Regions from separate parts of the Homo sapiens genome. Here region 2 is linked to region 1. Evidence: chromatin loops called from intact Hi-C (ENCODE). Cell type or tissue: A673. All regions are shown on one strand. Links, peaks and the distances in the headings refer to the core of each region. The heading gives the core; the rest is flanking DNA.

Region 1 (10,162 bases), core at 3,053-8,052:
AAGATAGTAGGGATGACAAGTTTTTTGGGGGCACAGTCTAAGTTGGTCTGGTGTCTGGAATGAGACTGGGGCCTAATAAAAAGGAGCGTCTATACAGGAGCTCAAATGGGCTGTACCTTGTAGCATTCTGAGGACAGGTCTGACTTCTGAGAAGGGAAAGTGGTAAAAGTATTGTCCAGTCCTTTTTAAGTTGGTGGCTGAGCTTGGTGAGTTGTGTTTTTAAAAGACCTTCAGTCTGTTCTACTTTTCCTGAAGACGGAGGACCGTAAGGGATATAAAGGTTTCACTGAATACTAAGAGCCTGAAAAACTGCTTGGCTGATTTGACTAATAAAGGCTGGTCTGTTATCAGACTGTATAGAGGTGGGAAGGCTAAACTGAGGAATTATGTCTGACAGAAGGGAAGAAATGACTGCGGTGGCCTTCTCAGACCCTGTAGGAAAGGCCTGTACCTATCCAGTGAAAGTGTCTACCTAGACCAAGAGGTATTTTAGTTATCTGACTCGGGGCATGTTGAGTAAAGCTAATTTGCCAGTCCTGGGTGGGGGCAAATCCTCGAATTTGATGTGTAGGGAAGGGCCTGAATAATCCCTGAGGAGTAGTAGAATAGCAGATGGAACACTGAGAAGTTATTTCCTTGAGGATAGATTTCCATGATGGAAAGAAAATGAGAGGTTATAAGAGGCGGGCTAGTGGCTTGTACTATAGCATAGCCTGCCTTTGCTGGTGTGTGGCGATTAGGCCTGATGGAACTGCCATCAATAAATCAAGTGTGATCGGGGTGAGGAACAGGAAAGAAGGACATATGGGGAAATGGGGTGAATGTCAGGTGGATCAGAGAGATACAGTCATGGGGGTCAGGTGCGGTATCAGGAATAATGTGGGAGGCCAGATTGAAGTCTGGGCCAGCAACAGTGGTAATTGTGGGACTTAACAAAGAGTGAGTACAGCTGAAGGAGCCGGGGAGCAGAAAGTATATGCGTCAGGTATGAGGAAGAAAATAGATTTTGGAAGTTATGAGAAATGTAGAGAGTAAGTTGAGCATAGTTTGTGATTTTGAGGGCCTCTAAAAGTATTAGGGCATCAGCAGCCGCTGCACGGAGATATGATGTCTTGGCTAAAACAATAAGGTCAAGTTGTTTGGACAGAAAGGCTACAGGGTGCGGTCCTGGCTCTTGTGTAAGAATTCTGACCACACTAACCATGCCTAGGAAGGAAAGGAGTTGTTTTGTAAGGGATTGAGGTTTGGGAGATTAATCGGACATGATCAGCAGGGAGAGCACGTGTGTTTTTATGAGAATTATGCTGAGATAGGTAACAGATGAGAAAGAAATTTGGGCTTGACTGAAGTAATGGGGGCTGTCTGTGAAGCCTTGTGGCAGTACAGCCCAGGTAATTTGCTGAGCCTGATGGGTGTCAGGGTCAGTCTAAGTGAAAGCGAAGAGAGGCTGGGATGATGGGTGCAAAGGAATAGTAAAGAAAGCATGTTTGAGATCCAGAACAAAATAATGGATTGTGGAGGGAGGAATTGAGGATAGGAGAGTATATGAGTTTGGCACCACGGGGTGGATAGGCAAAACAATTTGGTTGATAAGGCATAGATCCTGAACTAACTTGTAAGGCTTGTCTGGTTTTAGGACAGGTAAAACAGGGGAATTATAAGGAGAGTTTATAGCTTTAAAAGGCCATACCGTAGCAGGCGAGTGATAACAGGCTTTAATCCTTTCAAAGCGTGCTGTGGGATGGGATATTGGCGTTGAGCCGGGTAAGGGTGATTAGGTTTTAATGAGATGGTAAGCGGTGCATGATCGGTCTCCAAGGAGGGAGTAGAGGTATCTTACACTTGTGGGTTAAGGTGGGGGGATACAAGAGGAGGACGCAAAGGAGGCTTTGGATTGGGAAGAAGGGTGGCAATGAGGTGTGGCTGTAGCCCAGGAATAGTCAGGGAAGCAGATAATTTAGTTAAAGTGTCTCAGCCTAATAAGGGAACTGGGCAGGTGGGGATAAGTAAAAGGAGTGCTTAAAAGAGTACTGTCTAATTTGGCACCAGAGTTGGGGAGTTTTAAGAGGTTTAGAAGCCTGGCCGTGAATACCCACAACAGTTATGGAGGCAAGGGAAACAAGCCCTTGAAAAGAAGGTGATGTGGAGTGGATAGCCTCCGTATTGATTAAGAAGGGGATGGACTTACTTTCCACTGTGAGAGTTATGGGAAGCTTGGCGTCCCTGATGGTCTAGGGGGCTTCTGAGGCAATCGGGCAGCGTCAGTCTTCAGCCGCTAAGCCAAGAAGATCTGGGAAGCAGTCAGCCTTGGGCCAGACTTCCAGGAGCTCTGGGAGTGGCTGCCAGGTGAGTTGAACAGTCCGATTTCCAGTGGGGTCCCGCACAGATGGGATGCAGCTTAGGAGGAATTCTGGGCTGTAGGCATTCCTTGGCCTGGTGGCCAGATTTCTGGCACTTGTAGCAAGCTCCTGGGGGAGGAGGTTCTGGAGGAACGCCTGGCCACTGCGGTTTAGGCGTTCGGAAGTTCTTGTGTGCTGGAGATGTGGCTGGGGTTTGTCTCACAGTGGAGGCAAGGAATTGCAACCTTTTTCTATTATTGTACACCTTGAAGGCAAGGTTAATTAAATCCTGTTGTGGGGTTTGAGGGCCGGAATTTAATTTTTGGAGTTTTATTTAATGTTGGGAGCAGATTGGGTAATAAAATATATTTTGAGAATAAGACAGCCTTTTGACCTTTTAGGGTCTAGGGCTGTAAAGCGTCTCAGGATTGCTGCCAAAGGAGCCATGAACTGGGCTGGATTTTTATATTTGATGAAAAAGAGGCTAAACGCTATCTGATTTGGGATAAAGAAAAAGGAGCATTAACCTTGACTATGCCTTTAGCTCCAGCCACCTTTTTAAGAGTAAATTGCTGGGCAGGTGGGGGAGGGCTAGTCACGGAATGAAACTGTAAGCTGGACCAGGTGTGAGGAGGGGAGGTGATAAAAGGATTATAGGGTGGAGGAGCGGAGGCTGAGGAAGAATTGGGACCTAGCTCGGCCTGGCGAGGGAGCAGCCTGGGGAGGAGGGGAGAGGTCAGATGGGTCTGTAGAAAAGGAAGATTAGAAAGGCTCAGCGACACTTGGGATTGGGACTGAGGGGACAGGTGGGAGGGAAAGGAGGAAGATTTGGGATGAGTTGCACTGGGAACAGAGACTAGAGAGGGACCGATGTGTGAAAGAATGCCTGGACATCAGGAACCTCAGACCATTTGCCCATTTTACGATAAGAATTATTTAGATCTTGTAGGATGAAAAAATTGAAAGTGTCATTTTCCAGCTATTTGGAACTACTGTCAAGTTTGTATTGGGGTCAAGTGGCATTGCAGAAGAAAATAAGATGCTTAGATTTTAGGTCAGGTGAGAGCTGAAGAGGTTTTCAGTTTTTGAGGACACAGGCTAAGGGAGAAGAAGGAGGAATGGAGGGTGTAAAGTTGCCCATAGTGAAGGAAGCAAGCCCAGAGAAAAGAGAGTAGAGACATGGAGGGAAGGGGTTCGGGAGTTCTTACCTTCCAGAAAAGCAGGAAAGGGGTTGGGGCGTGGAAATAAGGGGTTGGGGTGCAGAGATAAGAGGTCGGGGTGTGGAAATAAGGCATGTGGTGCAGAGATAAGAGGTCAGGGCATGGAAATAAGGGATTGGGGTGCAGAGATACGAGGTTGGGGTACTTGCCCCTCCTCTAGAAAAGCGGGACTTGCCACTCAGGGTGAAGGAGAAGGGGTTGGGGTTTCTTGCCCCGCAGAAAGGTGGAGAATGGGTAGAGACACGGAGAGAAGGGGTTGGGGTACTTGCCACTAAGGGCGAAGGACCAAGGCAGGCGTCCCTGCATGGTCTGACACCTCTGAAACCTGGGTGAATAATCAAAGAGGCACCCCTGCAATGATTAAACACCAAGGGAAGGCTGCCTTCCCTAGTCCGTGACCGGCGCTGGAGTTTTGAGTCCATGGATAAAACGTGTCTCCTTTCTCTCTACCAGAAAATGAAAGGAATTGAAATTAAGAGAAGGGAGAGATTGAAGAGTGGAAAGGAGAAAGTGGTTGAGGGACAGTGAGAGAGGTTGGAGAAGAGAGTAAGAAGAGGCCACTTACCCGATTTAAAATTGGTGAGATGTTCCTTGGGCTGGTTGGTCTGAGGACCTGAGGTCGTAGGTGGATCTTTCTCATGGAGCAAAGAACAGGAGGACAGGGGATTGATCTCCCAAGGGAGGTCCCCCGATCTGAGTCACGGCCCCAAATTTCATAGGCGTCCATGTGAAGAGACCACCAAACAGGCTTTGTGTGAGCAATAAAGCTTTTAATCACCTGGGTGCAGGCGGGCTGAGTCCAAAAAGAGAGTCAGCAAAGGGAGATGGGGTGGGGCCGTTTTATAGGATTTGGGTAGGTAAAGGAAAATTACAGTCAAAGGGGGGTTCTCTGGCAGGCAGAGTGGGGGTCACAAGGTACTCAGTGGGGGAGGTTTTGAGCCAGGATGAGCCAGGAGAAGGAATTTCACAAGATAATGTCATCAGTTAAGGCAGGAACAGGCCATTTTCACTTCTTTTGTGATTCTTCAGTTACTTCAGGCCATCTGGGCATATGCGTGCAAGTCACAGGGGATGCGATGGCTTGGCTTGGGCTCAGAGGCCTGACAACCACACCTGGCTAATTTTTTAAATTTTTTGTAGACATGGGGTCTCGAATTCCTGGGCTCAAGCAGTCCTCCTGCCTCGGCCTCTGAAAGTGTTGGGATTACAGGCGTGAGCCCCGGTGCTCAGCCTGTCTTTTATTTTAGAAGGTGTAGTAGACAGACGTTAAGGGAACCCCATGATCCCTGCTTCCAGGTATTCATGTCCTTGTATAATCTCCCCTGTTGATTGTGGGTGGGATTTGTGTGCTACAGTCTAAATATTGGTATCCCCCAAAATTCAAATGTTGAAGGTTGCAGCCCGATACAATAGCATGAAGAGGTGGGGATTTGGAAGGTGTTTAGGTCATGAGGACTCCACCCTCACAAATGGAATTGGTGCCCTTATAAAAGAGGTCAAAAGGCACCCCTGCCCCTTCTGCCCCGTGAACACACAGGAACGAGGCTCCATCGTGGAAGCAGAGGGCCAGCCCTCACCAGACACCAGATCTGCTGGCACCTTGATCTTGGACCTCACAGCCCAAGAACTGCGAGAAATAAATTTCTATTGTTTATAAAGTACTCAGGCTAAGGTATTTTGTTAGCAGCCTGAATAGACAAGATATCGTAATTGCTTCTAACTAGTAGAATACAGCAAATGTGATGAGATATCATGCCCATGATTACATTAAGATTTGGGCTAGAGGAGACCTTAGCCTCATCAAAGGATTACATTCTGTGTGTTTGAGGCCATATTTACCTGCTCTAGCAAAGATACCACGTCTGGTGCAACAGCGCCACCAGGGCTATGAGCTAGTTAAGTCGGCTCTAAACTCTAGTTAAATTCAGTGTCATCTGGCTTCTGCAGGCCAGACCGGAGAATTAAATGGAGACGTGATAGGAACCACCCATCCTTTAGATCTTTAAGTGTGGCCATTATTTCTGCCCTCCTTTCTGCCACCCACTCACTCCTCTGTAATGCAATATGTTTTTCAAATGTGGTAAATTTCACGTGCATCCGTGTGAAGAGACTACTAAACAGGCTTTGTGTGAGCAGTAAAGCTTTTAATCACCTGGGTGCAGGCGGGCTGCGTCTGAAAAGAGAGTCAGCGAAGGGAGATAGGGGTGGGGCTGTTTTATAGGATTTGGGTAGGTAAAGGAAAATTACAGTCAAAGGGGGTTTGTTCTCTGGCAGGCAGGAGTGGGGATCTCAAGGCGCTCAGTGGGGGAGATTTTGAGTCAGGATGAGCCAGGAAAAGGACTTTCACAAGGTAATGTCATCACTTAAGGCAAGGACCAGCCATTTTCACTTCTTTTTGGTGGAATGTCATCAGTTAAGGCGGGGCAGGGCATATTCACTTCTTTTGTGATTCTTCAGTTACTTCAGGCCACCTGGGCGTATACGTGCAAGTCACAGGGGATGCGATGGCTTGGCTTGGGCTCAGAGGCCTGACATTCCTGCCTTCTTATATTAACAAGAAAAATAAAACAAAATAGTGTTGGGGCGGCAAAAATTTTTGGGGGGTGGAATGGAGAGAGAGAACGGGCGATGTTTCTCAGGGCTGCTTCAAGCAGGATTAGGGGCGGCGTGGGAACTTAGAGTGGGAGAGATTAAGCTGAAGGGAGATCTCATGGTAAGGGGTGATATTGTGGGGTTGTTAGAAGAAACATTTGTCGCATAGAATGATTGGTGATGGCCTGGATACGGTTTTGGATGAATTGAGAAACTAAACGGAAGATACAAGGTCCGAATAAAAGAAGGAGAAAAATGGGTATTAAAGGACTAAGAATTGGGAGGACTTAGGACATCTAATTAGAGAGTGCCCAAGGGGGTTCAGCGTAATTACTTGCTTGGTTGGCAAGTTTTTGGGCTCGATCCTTGAGTTTTTTTATGTTGTCATACACTAGGCTAGATTGATTTAGGTAAAAACAACACTTTTCATTTAAGAATATACAGAGTCTTCCTTTTCCAGCAGTGAGTAAGTCAAGGCCTCGGTGGTTTTGGAGGACAACTGCAGCTAAAGAGTCATCTTGGGCCTGGAGGACTGATAAAGTTTGTGATATGTCTGATGCTAGCAGAGAAGTCATTAGACAGGCTACGGAAGGTCATGACAGAGGTTGAAATGCCTGCTATTCTAATACTGAGAGCAATAGTGAAGGCAGAAAGTCTTTTTTTTTGTCATGTCGGTGTCATGAGGGGAACAGGGAGCTTTTTGGTGCTATTTACAAATTGAATTTTGGGAGTAAGGAAAACTAGTGTGCATGTGCCTGTCTAATTAGCAGGTAGACACATGTAGGTAGAGGATCTACAGAGGAAGAAGAGACCTTGTGCGAGGCAAAACTGGAGATGTAAAAAGGTGAGAAGGAGTGCTGAGAGGGGTGTGTTGTACTTAGACTCCTAGGGATCCAGCTGGGGCGGCAGCTGTCAGAGGTTGTAATGGGGACTGATGGGGTAACTGCGTAGAGGAGGAGGTTCAATTTTCATGTTGTATGAGAAAACGTTGAGTATCTACGAGAAACCTTTCACTGTTATTTTTGGGGCTGAGTATAAGTAAACAAGAAGAGGGCCTGGGAGGAGAGTCTGATGAGCAAGGGGAAGGTAGCCAAGGATGGAGTGAAATACAGGGTAAGTGTCTTCCTAAGCAATAATTACTGCTAACGTTTTTAAGTTTGTCAGTATTGATAGAGGGCTTGTCTGTAATACAGAGCTGGAAGGCTTTAATTGTTTCAGTGATGTGTGTAGTTGGGCTTCGGAGATGAAGAGTAAAGGAACATCGAGAAGGTGAAAGATTACCTAGGGGAATTCCGGTAGGTCTTTGCCAAGAGATACATAAAGGAGCGGCCACAGGAATAGTAGTTTGTGTTGTAAGAGGTCCAAATATGAGGGGAGTAGAGTTAATATAAGGAGAAATGTTTTTTAAATAAGTGCGGAGGAGGGCGGCATCTTGCTGATGTGAAATGTCTGGGGAAGTTTTGCTGGACTTGTCTAGAAAGTAAATGAGTTCTTCAGGAGGGTAAAGGTGAGGGCTGTTAAAGGAAGTTTGGAGGTGTAAGGAGACAGGAGATGTTGCCTAGTCTGTCTGTAAGGTGGGGACAGCTGTGTAGGCACTGGAAGAAAGGGAAATGCAAAGCCAGCAGTTGTTCACTAAGGAGGGATTAGAGGTGGCTAGGAGGGAATGGGTAAGGTTGATAGTGTGGTGGAGATAGCTGGGGAGAGGTAAAGGGTGGCATAAGAATGAGAATGAGAATAAGAGTGAGTATAAAAGTAAAGAATAGAACTTCATCAGGGTGGAAGTATTGGAGGGTGCCCTGCCAGCAAAGATCATCTACTTACTTTAAGAGGGAATTAAGAGTGGCAGTTTGGGGATAGCACCAAGGGATATCAGCTGTGATGGCTTGAAGAAACAGTGTAAACTGGCAGTGTAAACAAGAGTAGGGCATTTATAAGTAGTTGAAAACGGAGAATAGGAGTATGACTAGACAGAAAATAGTATGGATGACAAGTTTTTTGGGGCTCGGCCTAAGTGGTGGGGGTAACTTCTTTGTTGCAAAAAGTAGGGTAAGGACGAACAGACCTAATAGAATGAAGGGATGTATTAGGCTCATAAGGGTTATTACTGTTCTTCAGAAATAGGAGTGAGTTTAAGGGAAGTAGGGGAGAGTACTTGCAACTTCCAGGAGGAAGAGGAGGGATTAGGCTGGCTGTCCGATGGACACAGCTTTATTCTGGAATGGTGAACCTAGTGGGGAGGATCCTGCAGGCGGACGGCAGTCAGGGTACTATAGATGACTAAGTAGGGTCCGGTCCATCGAGGTTGTAGAGTTTGAGGGGTCAGATTTTTAACAAGAACTGATCGTTTAGCTAGGGTGTCTTCTTATGGCTGGGGATCTGGAGTAGGCAAGAGAGGATTACAGCTTGGTGAATTTCCTGTCTAGCCTGCTGGAGGACTGGAAGATAGTCGCCTAGAGGGCTGGTGTCTGGGATGAGGTTGGGGCTAAGCAAGAAAGTGCGTCTATATAAAAGTTCAAATGGACTGTACCTTGTAGCATCTTGAGGACAGGCTCTAATTCTGAGAAGGGCAAGAGGTAAAAGTACTAACTAATCTTTTTGAAGTTGGTGGCTGAGCTTGGTGAGGTGTGTCTTTAAAAGACTATTAGTCCTTTCTACTTTTCCTGAAGATTGAGGACTGTAAGGGATATGAAGGTTCTACTGAATACCAAGAGCCTGAGAAACTGCTTGGGTGATTTGACTAGTAAAGGCTGGTCTGCTATCAGACTGTATAGAGGTGGGAAGGCCAAACTGAGGAATTATGTCTGACAGAAGGGAAGAAATGACTGCGGTGGCCTTCTCAGACCCTGTGGGGAAGGCCTCTACTTATCTAGTGAAAGTGTCTACCTAGACTAAGATATTTTAGTTTTCTGACTTGAGGCATGTGAGTAAAGTCAATTTGCCAGTCCTGGGCGGGGGCAAATCTTTGAGCTTGATGTGTAGGGAAGGGAGGGGTCTGAACAATCCTTGAGGGGTAGTAGAATAGCAGATGGAACACTGAGAAGTGATCTCCTTGAGGATAGATTTCTATGATGGAAAGGAAATGAGAGGTTCTAAGAGACGGGCTAGTGGCTTGTAACTTACATGGAAGAGGTTATGAAATGACGACAGAATAGAATGGGCTTGTGAGGCTGGAAGGAGATATTTTCCTTGGTCTAAGAACTATTTGCCTTGTGTGGGAAGAGATTGACAGGTGGAAGTTTCAGCGGGGGAGTAGGTGGGAGTGACTGATGTGAAGGAGAAAAACTGGCCGTGAGGGACAGAAGTTGCAGAGCTAGCTGCTTGTCTAGCTACTTTATCAGCATAAGTGTTGCTGTGAGAGACAGAATTTGGAAAGCTAGCTGCTTGTCTAGCTACTTTATCAGCATAAGTGTTGCTTAGAGCAATGGGATCTGACGCCTTTTGATGCCTCTTGCAGTGAATGACTCCAGCTTCCTTTGGAAGTAAAGCGGCCTTGAGTAGAGTTTTTATTAAAGAGGCATTAATGATGGAGGACCCTTGTGTAGTGAGGAAACCTCTTTCAGCCCATATGACCGCATGGTGGTGCAGAATATGAAAGGCATATTTAGAATCAGTATAGATATTGACGTGTAGTCTTTTTGCAAGAGTGAGGGCTTCAGTTAAGGCAACTAGTTCGGCTTGCTGAGAGGTAGTGGAGGCGTGCAGAGCGGTAGCCTTAATGATAGATGTGGAAGATAGTATAGCATAGCCTGCCTTTGCTGGTGAGTGGTGATTAGGCCTGGTGGAACTGCCATCAGTAAACTAAGTGTGATCAGGGTGAGAAATAGGGAAGAAGGCAATGTGGGGAAATGGGGTGAACGTCAGGTGGATCAGAGAGATGCAGTCATGAGGGTCAGGTGTGGTATCTGGAATAATGTGGGAGGCTGGATTGAAGTCTGGGCCAGGAACAATGGTAATTGTGGGACTTAACAAAGAGTGAGTACAGCTGAAGGAGCCAGGGAGCAGAAAGTATAT
Region 2 (10,162 bases), core at 1,819-6,818, 260 kb before region 1:
CCCAGCTACTCAGGGGGCTGAGGCAGGAGAATCACTTGAACCTGGGAGGCAGAGGTTGCAGCAAGCCAAGATCACGCCACTGCACTCCAGCCTGGGTGACAGAGCGAGACTCTGGGTCACAAAAAGAAGAAAGAACACTGTTGCATTTGGAAGCAAAGATGTCTTCATCTGCAGCCACACTTGGTGTCGTGATTTCCCGGCATTGAGAATGGTTGCCTGGCTCTTGAGAATTTTGCAGTCGTTAAAAGAATACAGGAGAGCCTCAATCATTGCAATATTAGTAGAACTGTAAACTGCGCCAAGAGACACAATGGTATGATTTGTGCTTTTTCTCTCTATGTTATGCTTTGATAGAAAGGGTTTTGTTTTTTTTTGTTTATTTGTTTTCTTTGAGACAGAGTCTCGCTCTGTCGCCCAGGCTGGAGTGCAGTGGTGCAATCTCAGCCTCCTGAGTAGCTGGGACTACAGGTGCATGCCGCCACGCCCAGCTAAGTTTTTGTATTTTTTTAGTAGAGACTAATTTCACCGTGTTAGCCAGGATGGTCTCCATCTCCTGACCTTGTGATCCACCCACCTCGGCCTCCCAAAGTGCTGGGATTACAGGCATGAGCCACCGCACCTGGCCGGAGATAGAAAGGGTTTTTGAAGTCACCGTTGGTATGAGGATTACAGCAGCTATCTGGATGCATATCCATGGTATCTAATAATCAAATTGTGCGTCTCCTCTGAGGGTTGGAGCATTTCCCTTAGGCAGCCCCACGGCTGTGCAGTGCTGCCACTTGTCAGCTCACAGCCCCGGTTGTAGATATTAAAGAGATCATTAGACAGCAGATGAAATTCATGTCACAATGTTTTCAGTCTTTCTCATTTTGTGTGGTGTTGACATCACTACCTGTTATTAGCAACTGTTCTTACTCATCGTAATGAGCCACTGATGAAACACACCTGTTGAATTTTTCAGGTCCTGCTGGTTGGGGCAGACAACTTCACGCTGCTTGGCAAGCCACTCCTCGGGTAATGGCTGTGAAGTGCTGGGCTTTGTCTGGGGCTCCAGGGCTGGACATGCAGACAGTGGTCACAGTGCAATTAGGCCAGGTGGGGAGTTGCATTCATATTCTTTGTTGACACCAAACACAACATTTATACTTAATAATAGTGGACATTTAGGGCCCATGAGAACATCCAGACCAAATTATTGGTCTCTTGCTGTTTCATGACAGTGTGGTCCTCTGAAGATTTGTTCAGACTCCCTGGAACTGTTCTTTGTGGTCCTTTTTCGTGGTTTTCAAAATGTTTCCATTGAGGGCGTATTACTTTTATAATCAACAAAAGAGAAAGTATAACTTCATTTTAGAAATTCTCACCTAAGGCATTTGAAAAATAATCCAAAAGGTACATTATTGTTGATTTTTCTTCCTTCTAGAAAGGATCTTGTTCGAGTAGAAGCCACAGTCATTGAAAAGACAGAATCATGGCCAAGAATCATTATGAGATTCAGGAAAAGGAAAAACTTCAAGAAGAAAAGAAGTAAGTTAGAGAAAGTACCGCTGGGCCCTGTTGCACGGTGCTGGTTGCCCAGGCGCATGCGGACGGAGGGTGTGGGGCACGTGGGTCTCGGGACAGGAAGCCCAGGCAGGTCTCAACCTGGCTGCCACTGCCCACTTGCCACCCTCATCCTAGAGGGAGCACCCAGAGGGTCCAGCCTCGCTCCCCTTCTCCTCCACGCTCCACGCGTGACCCCACCTCGCTCCCCTTCTCCTCCACGCTCCGCACGTGACCCCACCTCGCTCCCCTTCTCCTCCACCCTCCGCGCGTGACCCCACCTCGCTCCCCTTCTCCTCCACCCTCCGCGCATGACCCCACCTCGCTCCCCTTCTCCTCCACCCTCCGCGCGTGACCCCACCTCGCTCCCCTTCTCCTCCACCCTCCGCGCGTGACCCCACCTCGCTCCCCTTCTCCTCCACCCTCCGCGCGTGACCCCACCTCGCTCCCCTTCTCCTCCACCCTCCGCGCGTGACCCCACCTCGCTCCCCTTCTCCTCCACCCTCCGCGCGTGACCCCACCTCGCTCCCCTTCTCCTCCACCCTCCGCGCGTGACCCCACCTCGCTCCCCTTCTCCTCCACCCTCCGCGCGTGACCCCACCTCGCTCCCCTTCTCCTCCACCCTCCGCGCGTGACCCCACCTCGCTCCCCTTCTCCTCCACCCTCCGCGCGTGACCCACCTCGCTCCCCTTCTCCTCCACCCTCCGCGCGTGAACCCACCTCGCTCCCCTTCTCCTCCACCCTCCGCGCGTGAACCCACCTCGCTCCCCTTCTCCACCCTCCACGCGTGACCCCACCTCGCTCCCCTTCTCCTCCACCCTCCACGCATGACCCCACTTTGTTCCAACCCATGACGCCTAGCACTGTCCCCAAAGCAGCAGTGAATCCGCAAGCAGGTGTAGGGCTGTCCTAGCAGGTCTGCACTGAGGACATCCCCCATAGTGGGCATCCTGAGGGATGGCACCCACGGGGCATGGGCCACATAGCTGAGCGGCTGCAGAATTCTGTCCCTCACAGCTCTTGCTATAACTGCAGTTGCCGGCCTAAACCACCAACAGTGGGCATAGTTAAATATACCCAGAATACTGGTATTGGCTGTCACCTTAGAGTCATCTGGGTAGGGGAGCCTCTCATGTACCTTCTGACACTTCCAGGTAGCCTCAAGGTCACTCAGGTGGGGCCATCCTCCCACGCACTCCAGAAGTCACAGCATAGACAGTGTGGGAGGAGAGGTGAGGTGCCAGCGCAGGGCACTCCTGGCCATGAGGCGTCTGGTGTCCCAGCCTCTGCACCTGCCAACAGAGTGAACGAACAAGCTAGCGAGGCAGTCAGTGCACACCTGGAGATAAACACGGCCATGTGCAGCAGGGGACGTTGCCGGGGTCGCGCTGGCTGGGGAGGGCTGTGTGCAGAGCCCCTGCTGTAACTGATGACAACAGTCAGGGTCTGTGGTCAAGCCTGTGACATCCTTTCTTTCAGTCGTCACGACCCCGCAGACTGTCCTCCGGATAAACAGCATTGAGATTGCTCCGTGTTTGTTGTGATTACCGAGTTAATACTTACAAAAGGATAAAAATAAACTCCTGCTTCCCAAGGAGACCAGGTTTCTGTGTTCTGGTTTAAAGCCGTGCATGCCTGTTGTAGATAGTTTAACTGGAGCAGCATGTCTGTAAGCACCAGGCCCCCGAGCCAGAGAAAACAGGAACTCGGGGAGAATGACAAGCATGGCCCTCCCAGGGCTGGATAAATAGTATTCTTGGCAGCCCTCCACCCCATGTGGCGGCGGCAGGGCCCAGGGGAGTGGGGCGGGGACGCAGCTGGGACTTGGAGCTGACATCAAGAGAGGCGCAACCTAGATTCCACGAGATGGACAAGAACAGCAAATTCCATCTGAGTAATCGAAACAGATCTGTCGCCAGCGGGGCTTTTGTAAGGCTGGGGTTCAGAGCAGGTGGCCTCGGGTCCCTGCTCCTGGCCCTTCTGCCTCACACAGTCGAGCAGGGGCAGGGATCACAGTGCAGGGGGAGTGACACAGCGCAGCAGGGATCCAGGAGGGCTGGGCAGGACAGGAGGAGGGACAGCTGGGGAGTGGGCACAGCACATTCTGGGAGCTGACAACAGCAGGGACAGAGCAGAGGCCCAGGCTGTGCTGAACTCAGTCTTGGAAGTAGCAGGCAGACCCAGAGGGCTTGGGCTGCTGGGATCGATAGGGGTGGCTGAGGCAGGCAGCAGGGCCTGCTGGGAGCTACCCAGGTGAGAAGGGACAGGGTCCTGGAGCCAGAGTAGCGAAGGAACCAGCAAAGGGAAGGGCCTGGGCGTGGGGATGAGGGGCTCTCAGATGATGCCAGGCCCCTGGTTTGGTTCATTCACAAAGACAGAGCCATCCTCCAAAAGAAGAGTTAGGGCTTCAAGTGACAAGATACAAACCTGTAATCCGACCCGGCTAAGTATTTTCCCCAGGAGTCCTACAGGGAGTCGCTCTGAGATCTGGAGATAAGAAAACCCCTCAGGTGCCCAGCGCCCTGGTAGGTGCTGGCCCAGCTCCCCCATCGTGTTCTCCGCGTGCAGCAGGGGGCGCCAGCCCAGTGGGCTGAGCGCTCCTGGTCCCGCCCATCCCGGGCATCCTGAATTTGGAGACGTGAGAACCCAGAGAGTCAGGCCTCCAGGGCTCCACATGGGTTGGAGCGAAGCTGGGGGTGGTGGGAGGGACCTGGGGCTGTGGTGTGCTTGCGTCTTTAATGCAGCCACATCTGGAAGTAATAAATTTCTAAATGCGGTAGCTCATGCTATCTCCATCTGAAAGTGATGTCTCTAGAATCATGAGGCCTCGCATCCTTTCCCCTTACCCACCCCCTCTCTAGGTTCTCTCCCAGCCAGCCCAGCAGCGTCTCGTGTGGTCTCTGTTCTATGTGGAGGTTATAGGATGTTTAAGACGGGAATCGTTGGCCTATTCCATATTCTTTGACATAAGCACATCTCCATTTCTTACTATGCTTGAAATAAAAAACAGGTTCTGGAGACTCCTGCTGCAGTCAGGCAGTTCAGCTTGGTGGTGGGGTGGGGTGTAAGCATGGGTTCTGCAGCTAGAGAGCTGAGTGTGAATCCCAGACCCACCGCAGTGAGCTGGGTGTGATCTTGAGCAAGTTACCCAGCCCCTGTCTCATCTGTCAAATGGGGGTCATCCTAGCACCAAACCTAATGCGTTGCTGTGAGGAATCCAGCAGTTAGCAAGCCACCCACAGCAAGTGCTCAGTCAGTGTTCACTATTTGTATTACCTACAGCCACTGCCGTCTGGGGAACTGTTTGGTGACATGCCTATAAAATATTACCAATATTGGCTGGGTGTGGTGGCTCACGCCTATAATCCCAGCACTTTGGGAGGCTGAGGCGGGCAGATCACTTGAAGTCAGGAGTTTGAGACCAGCCTGGCCAACATGGTGAAACCCTGTCTCTACTAAAAATACAAAAATTAGCCAGGTATGGTGGCGTGCACCTGAAATCCCAGCTACTGGGGAGGCTGAGGCAAGAGAATCGCTTGAGCCCCAGAGGCAAAGGCTGCAGTGAGCAGAGATAACGCCACTGCACTCCAGCCTGGGAGACAGAGTGAGACTCTGTCTCAATAAATAAATAAATATATATATATATAAATATATAAAATATTATCAATATCAAACTGGTGAAAGTTAACTCCTTTTAAAAACTAGACAAGTTTCCTCAAATTATCACACGATCCAGCAGTTCCACTTCTGGGGCTATACACAAAGGAATTGACAACAGGGTCTTTTTTTTTTAAGATGGAATTTTGCTCTTGTTGCCCAGGCTGGAGTGCAGTGGTGTGATCTCGACCCACTGCAACCTCCACCTCCTGGGTTCAAGTGATTGTCGTGCCTCAGCCTCCTGAGTAGCTGGGATTACAGGCGTGCACCACCACACCCGGCTAATTTTTTGTATTTTTAGTAGAGACGGGTTTTCACCATGTTGGCCAGGCTGGTCTCAAACTCCTGGCCTTAAGCAATCCTCCCACCTTGGCCTCTCAAAGTGCTGGAATTACAGGCATGAGCCACCGTGCCTGGCCACAAGTTAACTATATAAATGCAATAGTCTCTATAAAATCCTGTAGTGAAATCCTATGATTTTGTGTTATCTTGGCATTCATTTTTAATCTTCCTCTAACACACCTGAGCTCCTTTTAAAATGCTTACTTTCTCTCGTTGTGCTTTGAATGAAATATAAATTTGCTACCCTGGTTTCTCAAAAACTCTGTAAGGGCTTCAGCTATAACTTGTTCCATTTACAGTGGCATAATTTAGTCTAACTGTCCTTTTAAACCAGTGAGTTTTGCCTATCTTGTGGCTAAAATTTAAAAATCAAAGCTATAAGATTTGTATTTATGTTTGTTTGTATTTGTATTAATACATGTGTATACATGTCTGTTGGTATACTGTCTACTTGGTACCAAACTGACTTACAAATAAGCAAGTCCTCATTATTAATAAGCCAAAGGCTGGGCGTGGTGGCTCATGCCTGTAATCCCAGCACTTTGGGAGGCCGAGGCATGTGGATCAGCCAAGGTCAGGAGTTCGTGACCAGCCTGACCAACATGGTGAAACCCCATCTCTACTAAATACAAAAAATTAGCCAGGCGTGGTGGCATGCGCCTGTAATCCCAGCTACTTGGGAGGCTGAGGTAGGAGAATCGCTTGAACCTGAGAGGCGGGGGTTGCAGTGAGCCAAGATCACGCCATTGTTACACTCCAGCCTGGGTGACGAGCGAAACTCCGTCTCAAAAAAAAAAAAAAAAAAAAAAAAAAAAAAGCCTAAATGCTTTTCAAGTTCACATGACTTTAGTAATCTTTGATAAATGAAACTAGTTTTAAAACTGTTGGTGCCCAGGCATGGTGGTTCACACCTGTAATCCCAGCACTTTGGGAGGCCGAAGTGGGAGGATCGCTTGAAGCCAGGAGTTTGAGACCAGCCTGGGCAACACAAGACCCTACCTCTATTTAAAATTTTAAAAACTCACAGAAAGTAGTTAGATGAAAAATAAAAGGCTAAAAAATAAAATGAAATAAACTTAATAACTTCTGGTAAAATAAGATAAAAATATCTGCAGAATTTCAAACATTTCTGCCTGGGTCTATAGGTCAGAGTAATTTATACAATCTTGGTTAGATGTTTTAAGGTCATAAAACTGTTGCTTCTGTGATTTTTGTTTCTTGTTTTTTTTTCTTTTTGTGAGAGAGTCTTGTTCTGTCGCCCAGGCTGGAGTGCAGTGGCAGGATCTCAGCTCACTGCAACCTCTGCCTCCCAGGTGCAAGCAATTCTCCTGTCTCCGCCTCCCAAGTAGCTGGGATTACAGGTGTGCACCACCATGCCAGTTAATTTTTTTTTTTTTTTTTTTTGTATTTTTAGTAGAGATGGGGTTTCACCATATTGGTCAGGCTGGTCCCAAACTCCTGATCTCAGGTGATCCACCCACCTCAGCCTCCCAAAGTGCTGGGATTACAGGTGTGAGCCACCATGCGTGGCCACTTCTGTGATATTTTTAATACTTGTTTGTCTGTGACGTCATGTCTTTGGTTTTGAGCTTTTAGATTCTAGGCTTTAGGCAGGTGGCCATGGTAAGTCCTGGTGACATATGCGTGTCCTCAGTGCCTAGGCCAGCAGCTGCTGAGCAGAGCTAAGCCCAATATCGTCCCATCCTCCCTGGCCCAGCTCTGCCTCCTGACCATGCTGGGAGGGGTTGGACCCTCCAGCCATGTCCTCACAGCTCTGTCTCTGTCTTGGGCTATGAACCTGGTACATAACAATTAAAATTGCTTACCCCCTAGGTTTTTCACTGGAAATCAGAGTTACTAAGAGTTAAAACTATAGTTAATACATGTAATTAAAACTACTGGCAGGGCATAGTGGCTCATGCCTGTGATCCTAGCACTTTGGGAGGCTGAGGCAGGCGGATTTCTTGAGCCCAGGAGTTCAAGACCAGCCTGTGCAACATGGCAAAATCCCATCTCTACAAAAAAATACAAAAATTAGATGGGTGTAGTGGTGCATACCTGTAGTCCTAGCTAGTAGGGAGACTGAGGCAAGAGGATGGCTTGAGCCTGAGAGGTTGAGGCTGAGGTGAGCTGTGATTATACCACTGCACTCCAGCCTGGGCAGCAGAGTAAGACCCTGTTAAAAAAACACACACACAACCCAATAAGAAAAACCAGATAAAAGAAAAACAAATTCTGTATGCAAAGTGTACAGAGAAAATAGGGTGTGTTTTTGGTAAGGAGGGTTACAAAAAAACATGAGAATGCAGTTTTGTTAAAGGAAAAGTAATTTTGTCTAGTTTACAGGTTATTTAAAGGTTGTTTTAAATTGAAAAAGTGAAAAATAAAACAATAGATATAGAAAGTTGGAGAAACAGACTCAAAAAGGTTTTTGTAAGAGGTTATAAAAGGTTTGTGGAAATCTTGTGTGGTCAAAGCTGATTAAGATTGGATGAATCTATTTTTGTTTTGTTTTGTTTTGTTTGAGACGGAATCTCGTTCTGTCACCCAGGCTGGAATGCAGTGGCACAATCTCAGCTCACTGCAACTTCTGCCTCCTGGGTTCAAGTGATTCTCCTGCCTCAGCCTCCCGGGTAGCTGGGACTACAGGTGTGCACCACCTTGTTCAGCTGATTTTTTGTATTTTTAGGAGAGACAGGGTTTTGCCATGTTGGCCAGGCTGGTCTTGAACTCCCAGCCTCAAGTGATCTGCCAGCCTCAGCCTCCCAAAGTGCTAGGATTACAGGCATGAGCCACCGTGCCTGGCCTGGACAGATCTATTTTTAAGCTGTTATTAAAATTAGCTTTAGGCCGGGAGCTGTGGCTCACGCCTGTAATCCCAGCACTTTGGCAACAAGAGTGAAACTCTGTGTCAAAAAAATAAAATAAAATGCAATAAAATAAAATCAGCTTTAACATACAGTAATATACCGATGCAAGGATAGAACTTGTTTTCTTTTGAACAAGATTTTCATGTGGTATTAATAAGAAATAGTAAATTTTGTCTTCACCTTTTGAGTAAACCGACAAAAAAAAAGGCAGGGGGGTCAGCATGTCCCTCTTGCTGTCTTTGTTAGGTCTTTTGATTGTTTAGAAAACTCAATCTCCTCTCTATCAAAAAGTAAAGATTTTGCTTTCTGACATCTTTTAATTGTCATTTTGGCTAAATGAATGACTATTGTTTTACCATGACCCGTAATCCTATTTTGATCAAGTGTTTTTTTGTTTTTTGTTTTGTTTTGTTTTGTTTTTTGAGACGGAGTCTTGCTCTGTCACCCAGGCTGGAGTGCAGTGGCGCAGTCTCGGCTCACTGCAAGCTCCGCCTCCCGGGTTCACGCCATTCTCCTGCCTCAGCCTCCCGAGTAGCTGGGACTACAGGCGCCCGCCACCACACCCAGCTAATTTTTTGTATTTTTAGTAGAGACGGGCTTTCACCGTGTTAGCCAGGATTGTCTCCATCTCCTGACCTTGTGATCCGCCCGCCTCAGCCTCCCAAAGTGCTGGGATTACAGGCGTGAGCCACTGCGCCCGGCCTGATCAAGTGTTTTAAACCTTTCTTATTTTGATATCAAGTGTTTCAAACCTTTTATACGTAACAAACTTCCCAAAATCAAATTTCAAATTCTAAATGCAGTCTGGTTTTGACCTCAAACTAACTTTTGGACGTTCCAAATAGGGCCCCTCCTACCCCCTCCCTGTTAAGTCATTGTGACAGACGAGGTCTGAAGATGCAACCGCACTTAGAAAGTCTTTTCCCCCAGATCGGCCGGGCGCAGTGGCTCATGCCTATAATCCCAGCATTTTGGGAGGCCGAGGCTGGTGGATCACGGGTCAGGAGTTCAAGACCATCCTGGGCAACATGGTGAAACCCTATCTCTATTAAAAATACAAAAAATTAGCCAGGCGCGGTGGCGCATGCCTGTAATCCCAGCTACTTGGGAGGCTGAGGCGGGAGAATCACTTGAACTCGAAGGGCAGAGGTTGCAGTGAGCTGAGATCGCGCCACTGCACTCCAGCCTGGGGGACAGAGTAAGACTCTGTCTCAGAAAAAAAAAAAAAAAGATTTTTCCCCCAGATCATGCCTGCCTCTTGGGCTCGTTCAGACTCCAGAGAGAATCATTTACAAGTTAATTTCTGTCTCCTGGGTCCGTTCTTTTTCCCTAATAACCATTTGCTGCCCCTCAGAAGAATCGTCCATATTCCCCATCTCCTCCCTCCTCTAGGAAAAGAGGGGGTATAATCTCCTATACCCCATTGCGGGGTTATGGTAATCATGGCATGAGTCTCCCTCACCCACATAATAAATTTGTATGCCTTTTCTCCTATTAATCTGTCTTTTGACATTTGATTTTCAGCAAATCTTCAGAGGGTGGAAGGCAGTCTTCCCCTTCCAAAGGGACATTCAAAGCATAGCAAGTCTTCATGGGATAAGATGCGTCCTGTGGTCCCAGCCACTCAGGAGGCTACGGCAGCAGGATCACTTGAGCCCAGGAGTTTTGAGTCCAGCTGGGGCAACACTGCAAGACCCTGTCTCTAAAAATAATAATAATAAAATTAAGTTAGAGGCCGGGTGTGGTAGCAC

The links. A loop is a pair of places that touch in the nucleus more often than their neighbours do. Peaks named below come from ENCODE experiments on the same cell type or tissue, not always from the same donor. Only the 100,000 strongest peaks of a DNase experiment are listed, where the experiment ranks them.
Region 2: it touches region 1 in a loop (3-fold over the local background); 1 of 110 quality-filtered maps calls a loop at or near these places.

Annotation. Positions count from the first base shown.
Region 1 is chr11:68,628,281-68,638,442 of GRCh38, reverse strand. No RefSeq gene overlaps it. Among named protein-coding and RNA genes, the nearest start is that of GAL, 51 kb to the left of the region's middle. RefSeq lists enhancers at 4,447-5,035, 5,036-5,624, 5,625-6,214. In A673, for the core only: a CTCF peak has its summit at 5,432; a DNase peak (open chromatin) is centred at 5,432.
Region 2 is chr11:68,884,255-68,894,416 of GRCh38, reverse strand. It overlaps MRPL21 (mitochondrial ribosomal protein L21), which reads left to right. Exons shown (of 7, transcript NM_181514.2): 5 at 962-1,014; 6 at 1,424-1,527; 7 at 3,022-3,139. The coding sequence ends at 3,086. Among named protein-coding and RNA genes, the nearest start is that of MRPL21, 14 kb to the left of the region's middle. In A673, for the core only: CTCF peaks have their summits at 3,903 and 4,110 (motif pointing right); DNase peaks (open chromatin) are centred at 3,316 and 4,216; H3K27ac peaks cover 2,089 bases.